Linked DNA regions of Homo sapiens: region 1 is linked to region 2. A link is a contact called in ENCODE Hi-C or POLR2A ChIA-PET data. All regions are on one chromosome and are shown on one strand. Each heading gives the region's core, a stretch centred on a gene start or an enhancer-like site at or near the end of the contact. The rest is flanking DNA. Distances are from core to core; before and after follow the strand shown.

Region 1 (3,743 bases), core at 68-2,567, 75 kb before region 2:
TAAGATTCCATTTGAAAAGAGAGTTCTACCAGCAAATATATCTACATATTGATTTTTCTTAAAATGAAATGTGGCCACTCTTCAGTGCCACAGCAAAGGTAGGTCCTTTTGAGTTTGGTGTGCTCATACCACCCAATGTGTGCTTTGTGACAATGCAATTATCTGACCACTTTTCTCTACTCGAGCTACTAGCCTGCTGGCCTCAGAAGGATGAGAGGCACGTGGACAGTGCTGTCACTGCAGTTACCCCAGGAGAAGCCAGCCCAGATCAGATGACAGCAGCCAACCCCCAGCCACAGAAGCAAGCCTAATTTATAATGAGCAGAGCCAATCCCCAGCTGACCTCAGTCATGTCAGCAATGAACTTTTATTGCTGTATGCCACTGAGGTTTTGTGCCTACAGTTATGATGGCTGGACTTATGATAGTTCAACTTATGATTTTTCAACTTTACAATGGTATGGAAGTGATATACATTCAGTAGAACATCAATAAATTACTTGGGTTATTCAACACTTTATTACCAAATAGGCTTTGTACTAAATGATTTTGCCAAACTGTAGGCTAATGTAAGTGTTCTGGGCATGTTTCAGGTGGGCCAGGCTAAGCTATAATGTTTGGTAGGTTGAGGGTATTAAATGCGTTTTTGACTTAACAGTACTTTCAACTTGCAATGGATTTCTCAGGAGTAACCTCACCATAAGTTGAGAAGTGTCTGTATTTGTTATCTAGCAAAAGCTAACTGATACATCTGTTTTCAGAATTTTCCTGGTTTCCCAGTCAGGCAACCCTAGCTTTTAAAAAGGAAAGGAGAATGAAGTTATTCATTCAAGGATTATCTACTGATGGCCAAATACACGTCCAGCTCTGTGCTTGGCATTAGGGCTACGAGACGGCACTGGTTGCCATTTTGCCAAAGATAATCCTAAGGAACCTTGACACAGAAGAAATAGTTCTGCTGCTGAGTACTTTTGCCACTATCCTGGGGAAATAAATATTTGGAGAAGCTGTGGGGCCAGTCCCAGCAGGAGGCCTGGCACCCAGCCCTGGGCCCGTGCCAGAAGTGAGTGCCTGTTGAGTTTCACAATGTGGGTGTAGGCCGCCTTGATTAAAACCCCAGGCAGCACAATGCCAAATAAGTGCCAGCCTGGGGAAGAAGAAATTAGTCTGGGATAAAAAACGACAAAACAAGAATAGAAAAGCCATTAAGGGATTTGTAAGCATGTGTCACGGATGAAAAATCACTATTGTTGAGAACGTGTGATCATCACGTTGTGCCCTGTGGGGCCTGGGGAAGGAAGTATGAGTGTTAGCCAAAGGCTTGCCTTCCATCAGAGGAAGGAAGGCCAAACAGGAGCAATAAAGCATGGCTAGCAACCCCCACAGGTCAGACAGTCACTCAACACAGACAGTAGGGGCTAGTTCACCCCGTTGGGCCTCAGTTTCCTCATCTTTGGCATGAGGGATAATAATCAAATATACTACAAAGAGTTAATGAGTTAATACAAGGATTAAATGAACTAATTCAGGCAAAATATTTAGAACAGCCTGGTACTGCTCCAGTAAATGCTCAACAAATGTTAGGTATTAAAACTTCTTTCAGAAGTTTCTTGGGAGGAACAAATAGGATAATGTTTGAGGTCTTGGCACAAAGTAGCACAAAAATGATGATTCCTCTAAGTGCAGTGTGTTGTCACCAGGAGATGAGCAAGATATGAGGACAGCTTAGACACGGACCCTGTCCTAAAGGGTAAGGAGCTTAAGATCCAGACACAAGTAACGACAACAAAACAGGGGATAAATACCACCAGAGAGCTACAATTTGTGAGGAATAGAGGAAGGAGAAGGTCAGGCATGTCCCGTATGAAGAGCAGACATGGCCCTGGTGTGGACTCCACAAAAGCATTCCAACACACAGAGAAGGGGAATCAGAGGCTTCTGGCAGTGGGAACACAGCCACAGAAGGCATAGGGGTGGGAAAGCACAAGAGTATATTTGGGAACAAGAGGGTTGTTGTCCATGTTAGGCAAACTGCACAGGTATGTGAAGAGGTGTGATGGGAAGCAAAGCTGGCGGGATGGGGTGGGGATCAGATTCCAGGCTGAGGAAGTAGATATGCTAGGTGGGCGATGGGGAGCCAGTGAAGGTTATTGAGCAGAGAAGAGCCACAGCAGAATTGTTCTTCAGGAAAATGAATCTAGTAGCAGGTGGACTGGAGATGGGAGAGAAAAGACACAGAAGTCAGTTTGTAGGAGGCTGTGTCAGTTCTAGCAAGGCAATGGGGACTGAAATCAGAATAGTGGCCAGAAGAAAAGGGAGAGGAGCTGGGTGGGAGAGGAGGGCAGCAGGTGGCAGGAATGTCCCAGGGAGCCTCCAGGGACCCAGGCTGCACGGTGAGGTGGGGAGCAGGGTCGCCTCCAGTGGGAGGGTCCAGACAGCCGGTGAGACCAACAAAAAAACTTCCCTGGCTGGCTTGGCTGCCTCAGATTGTTGACAACATGGTCAAGCGATTCCGTCTGTGCAAACTCTGCCATAAACTAAACCGCTGAGTCAAGCAAGCAGGCAGCAGGCCTTGCCACTTCTGCAGGCCATTAGCTGGCCCCCTCTCCTGCCCCCAGACCCAGTTCTGAGGAACAACTCCCCAGAGAGGGCCTCTCCCACCTGCTCTCTGGCCGCTGCATTTTTTAGGGAACAAAAAGCCAGCTGTGGTAAACCGCCCTTCAGTCAGGCAGACAGTGGGACTATGGCGTGGACACCTTGCCCCTTTCTTCCTCCTCCAGCCTTTTCAACCGTGTCCCCAGTTCAAAGGCATGATCATTGTGACCTGCAGGCCCAGGTACAGCTGAAGTCATTTCAGAAGGCTGGCGTAGAGTCAGCCCTCCCCTGCTGCCTGCATTCTCCTTTGCTTTCTCACTTTTGAGTCATCTGAGTGCCAAGTGAAAACAAAGACCTCCCTTCAGAAAGTTCCCCACCTCATTGGGCTTCACTTTTTAAAAATAACCTGTTAGGCTGGAACCTGGCCACTCCCTACATTTCCCCTCACCCGGCCTGCGGGGTCATTCTCAGGCCTCCTTGCCACTGCAAAAGCCTCCTGGTGGAAAGACAAAGAAGGCCTTTCAGTCCCCATGAAGCAGGCTCTGCTTCTGCCCTGATCTGGATGCATCTGGAGGAAACAGGGAGGCCACAAAGAGACATGGACGAAAGGTTCATCCTCAACAATACCTCCTCTCATGTGCCTGCTAATGGAGAACTAGACTGCTCAGATAAACACAAATAAACTGTTCTTCTAAGGTGACAACAGGGACCCAGCACTTGGTAGGACCTCAATAATGTGACGCAAATCAATTTGAATCTAGCTACTGGACTCAAATACTTCTTCCTACATCCTGTTCCTGAATTGAGCTGCATAACTTCAAGTTTTTCTAACATGTAGGCAAAAAGGAGAAACAGATAAACCCAAAAGAACACCAACCACACAGAGAGGAAAGAGAGACCAGGATTCAGAATAACCCACACTAGACCATGAATACATGAATATCTCAAAAGGAAGGACGCAAAGTGGGTTGAGTCATTAACAAGCTTACAGAGAAACTCCAGGCTATCAAAAACCCTCCATAAAATATTAGCATATCATATCCAACATATATAAGAAATACAAATGTACCACAGCTAAGGTTTATCACAGGAATGCATGAGTAGTTCAGTACTTCCAAATGTTTCAAATGTATATGCCTTATGAACAGA
Region 2 (3,938 bases), core at 752-3,251:
CCTCATCTGTCCAATCCCTAACCTTTCCCTCTGCTTGGTTCTAAGAATACTGGCAGCCAGGTCTTCATTAGCATAAGAAAAAAGACAAAGATACTGACTTTGGGGATTCCCCAACACACAGCCCAGCCAGGTCAATCTTCAATGAAGTTCAAGGTTCATAAGCCCCATCCACATGCTCAGAGCATCCAGAGAGCTTTGCACTCTTAAAGCATAGGCAGATAACCAAGATTATTGGATCTATGAAGAAAGCAAAGCCTATATAACAGGGCAGAGAGCAAAAACCAAAAAACAAACTGGAAGAAAGTAACTTTGAAGGGGTAGAAGAAAACATTTCCCACCCCAAAATCATCAGTATCTTAGAGAGAAAAGATATTACAAAAGTGATAAAGAAACAGGAGGTTGCAAGAAGGACATAAAAATAGTCCTTCAAAACAAAAATAGTTTTTTAAATTAAAAATGGAATAGTAGAAATTAAAAATCAATAGAAATGCTGCATGATAAAATCGAGAAAACCTAGAAAAGATAAAAACAACGAAAAGAAAAAAACAGGTGAGATAAAGTAAAAAAGTTAGAGGATGGGTTCAGAAGGTCAAACATCTGATTAGTAGGTTCCAGGGGCCAGAAGAGGTGGCTCATGTCTGTAATCACAGCACTTTGGGAGGCCGAGGTGGATGGACTGCTTGAGCCCAGGAGTTCAAAACCAGCCTGGGTAACATGGCAAAACCCCATCTCTACCAAAAAAATACAAAAATTAGCTGGGTGTGATGGCACGTGCCTGTAGTCCTAGCTACTTGGGAGGCTGAGGTAGGAGGATTGCTTGAGCCTAGGAGGTCAAGGCTGTAGTGAGCTGAGATCAGAGTCAGATCTTGTCTCCAAAAAAAAAAAAAGTTCCAGGAAGAGAGAGTGAAGAAAATGGAGGGAAAGAAATCAGCTACTCAAGAAAACTCAAATCAGATAACTCAAGAAAACTCAGAATTTCTGGATGTGAATTTCTACATAAAAGGACTCCTCTAAGTACCCAGCACAGTGGATGAAATAGACCCAAATCAAGGTACATCATGAAGTTTCAGATCATCAGGTACAAAGAGAAGGTTCTTTAAACCACCAGAGAACAAACAGGTTGCCTAATAAAAGAGGCAGAAACAAGAATGGTTTTTAATCTTTTCTAAAAGTAAATAGAATGTTAGAAGACAATGACCAATGATTTCAAATTACTGAAAGAAAATTATTTTTGATCTAGAAATTACTTGGCAAAAATTATCAATGAAGGGCAAGTGGAGAATATATTTTTTTCAGATATGTAATATCTGAAAAATTTACCTTCCATGCACCCTTTCTTAGGAATCTACTGAAGGACATGACTCACCAAAAGGAGAGCATAAACTTTAAAAAAGGCAACATGGAATAAACCAACAAGAGAACTACAGAGAGAGGTGAAGGTCATCCCCAGGATGAAGGGAAATCCAAGCATGACAGATGCCTCAGACATAGAAGGTAACCAGACTGGAACAGAGTGACTCGAAAGACAGCCAAACCACGTTAAAGGCTCTCATCACCATGCCTGATGTCATTTTACTTTCTTTTTATCGATTGAAGCTGTTAGGGAACTTCTCCATCACAATGTGGGAGGAAAGCAAGAAAGAGGACAATAAGGAAGATAAGAAAACAAGGAATTCAACCCAACAGAAAGGCAAAAGGAATTCCACAGATGACAGTGAAGGGAGGGCCCCAGGAGAAATACATCCAAGATAAAAATGGGAACTCTGATTATGTGACGTGATTGGCCTTGTGGGAAACTTCACTGAGAGGCAATTGGAAAAAATGTGAGACAAAATTAGCTACAAAGCCCGGCCCTTGAGAGTACTGAGGCCCCAAGCCCCCCAGCACTTGTGTGTAAAGCCCCCGTCCCTGCCCCCTCCAAGCCCTGCCCGGCTGGACCTAACTTATTTTATTGTCACAGTTGAGTGCTGTGCCGGGGGGTGGCCAAAGTACAGCCCACAATAGGCCTGTAAATAGTCCAGCCCCGTCAGCGTGTGCTGGTCCAGCCAGCCAGCTGCAGGCGAGTTGTTTCTAGAAACAGAGTGTCTATAAAGAGAGAACTAACGCCAAAAAAAAAAAACCTAAGCAAAAAAAACCAAAAACCAAAAAACAAAACAAAACAAACCCACTCTATTATTAACCTTAGTAAAAATCAAAAGAAATCATTGTTCACTACAACACTCAGCTCTAAATAATATTTATGTAAGGATAATAAACACAGAATATTGACTTAAATCATAAACGAATAGGCTGAGCACAGTGGCTCATACCTTGGAATCCCAGCACTTTGGATGGCTGAGGCGGGAGGATTGCTTGAGCCCAGGAGTTCAAGACTAGCCTGGGCAACATAGGAAGACTCTGTCTCTACATTAAGTAAATAAGCAAGCAAGCAAGCCAGGCATGGTGGTGCATGCCTATAGTCCCAGCTACTCAGGAGCCTGAGGTGGGAGGGTTGCTTGAGCCCAGGAGGTTGAGGTTGCAATGAGCTGTGATTGTGCCACTGCATTCTAGCTTGGATGACAGAGTGAGACCCTGTCTCAAAAAAAGAAAAAAAAAAAAAAAAGAATTATAACATGGAGAAAGGAAGCTTCAATCATGTAGATGGTGCCACAGACCAAACGTGTGCTTCCCAAATCCATATGTTGAACCCCTAAATCCCAGTGTGATGGTATCAGGACGTAGGGCCTTTGGTAGGTAATAAGGTTTAGATGCAGTCTAAACCTCTCATGATGAGATTAGTACCCTTATAAAAAGGGACACCAAGAGAGCTTCCTCTCATGCTTTCTCCACTGATATGCACCAGAGTGAGGCCATGTAAAGACACAGCAAGAAGGTGGCTGTCTGCAACCAAAGGAGAGAGCCCTCACCAGACACCTACCCTGCTGTCCCCTTAATCTTGGACTTTGTCTACAGCATTATGAGAAATAAATTCCTGTTGTTTAAGCCACCCAGTCTATGGTATTTTGTTATGGCAGCCCAAGCTAAGAGAGAAGGTAACAAGAAGTGACTAGTTAACATGTAGAATTGAATCAGAAGATGACAGCTCACATATTATTTATAACTATAGATACGGGTAAAGCCGGAGTAGCTGTCTCTGAGGAGAAACATGGGGAGTTATGGGAGTAAGAACTTCTGTTTTTCACAAGCCTTTTGGGTCTACAGGTATTTGACCACCCTACTGATGTCAGCTGATTTCTAGAATTTTCTTTTCTTTTCTTTTTTTGAGATGGAGTTTCACTCTTGTTGCCCAGGCTGGAGTGCAATGGCATGATCTTGGTTCACTACAACCTCCACCTCCTGGGTTCAAGCAATTCTCCTGCCTCGGCCTCCCAAGCCTGTGGGACTACAGGCATGAGCCACCACGCCCAGCTAATTTTGTATTTTTAGTAGAGACGGAGTTTCACCATGTTGGTTGGGCTGGTTGCAAACTCCTGACCTCAGGTGATCTGCCCACCTTGGCCTCCCAAAGTGCTGGGATTATAGGTGTGAGGCACTGTGTCTGCCTGATTTCTAGAATTTTCTGGCTAAGCCATCTGCAGTAACAGCAGCTTTGGTCCTTTCCAATATTTATATCACCTGTTTCTTTTTCCTGAATTATTGCATTGGCTTAAATCTCCAGAACCGTCTTCCAGAACACAAGTGATGGTGGCAATCCTTATTTTATTCTGTTTTATCATTTTAATGTTTTACATTTTTATATGTGTTGTTGGTTTTTGATAGATGATGGATATCTTTTATGGAGCTAAAAGTTTCTACTTTTTTAATGACCTAAGGTTTCTTTTCCAACCTCTCCTGTGAACAATAAGTTAATGAGCTCAATTAAATATATTTTCTGTACCTCCTTTTCAAAATTAAATACAGTATTACTAACACAGCTAAACCTTTTGATGACCCAGCGT

What was found. A loop is a pair of places that touch in the nucleus more often than their neighbours do. ChIA-PET counts read pairs that join two places held with the same protein, here RNA polymerase II (POLR2A).
Region 1: a loop to region 2 is called in a map of HepG2, with 7 times the contacts of the local background. The contact joins two enhancer-like sites. A Hi-C loop is called at or near these places in 1 of 168 maps with a recorded cell type or tissue (HepG2). POLR2A ChIA-PET finds 5 or more read pairs at or near these places in 5 of 52 experiments (AG04449, GM12878, Panc1 and 2 more).

What each region holds. Positions count from the first base shown.
Region 1 is chr3:32,419,659-32,423,401 of GRCh38, reverse strand. The region is part of intron 1 of CMTM7 (CKLF like MARVEL transmembrane domain containing 7); the gene reads right to left. Among named protein-coding and RNA genes, the nearest start is that of CMTM7, 30 kb to the right of the region's middle. RefSeq lists enhancers at 2,972-3,051, 3,142-3,211, 3,272-3,331, 2,563-3,743. Within about 2 kb of position 1,317, at least 34 of the 41 ENCODE cell types and tissues checked have a DNase peak (open chromatin) inside an H3K27ac peak, as active enhancers do.
Region 2 is chr3:32,345,479-32,349,416 of GRCh38, reverse strand. All of the region lies in intron 1 of CMTM8 (CKLF like MARVEL transmembrane domain containing 8), which reads right to left. Among named protein-coding and RNA genes, the nearest start is that of CMTM7, 44 kb to the left of the region's middle. Within about 2 kb of position 2,001, at least 3 of the 41 ENCODE cell types and tissues checked have a DNase peak (open chromatin) inside an H3K27ac peak, as active enhancers do.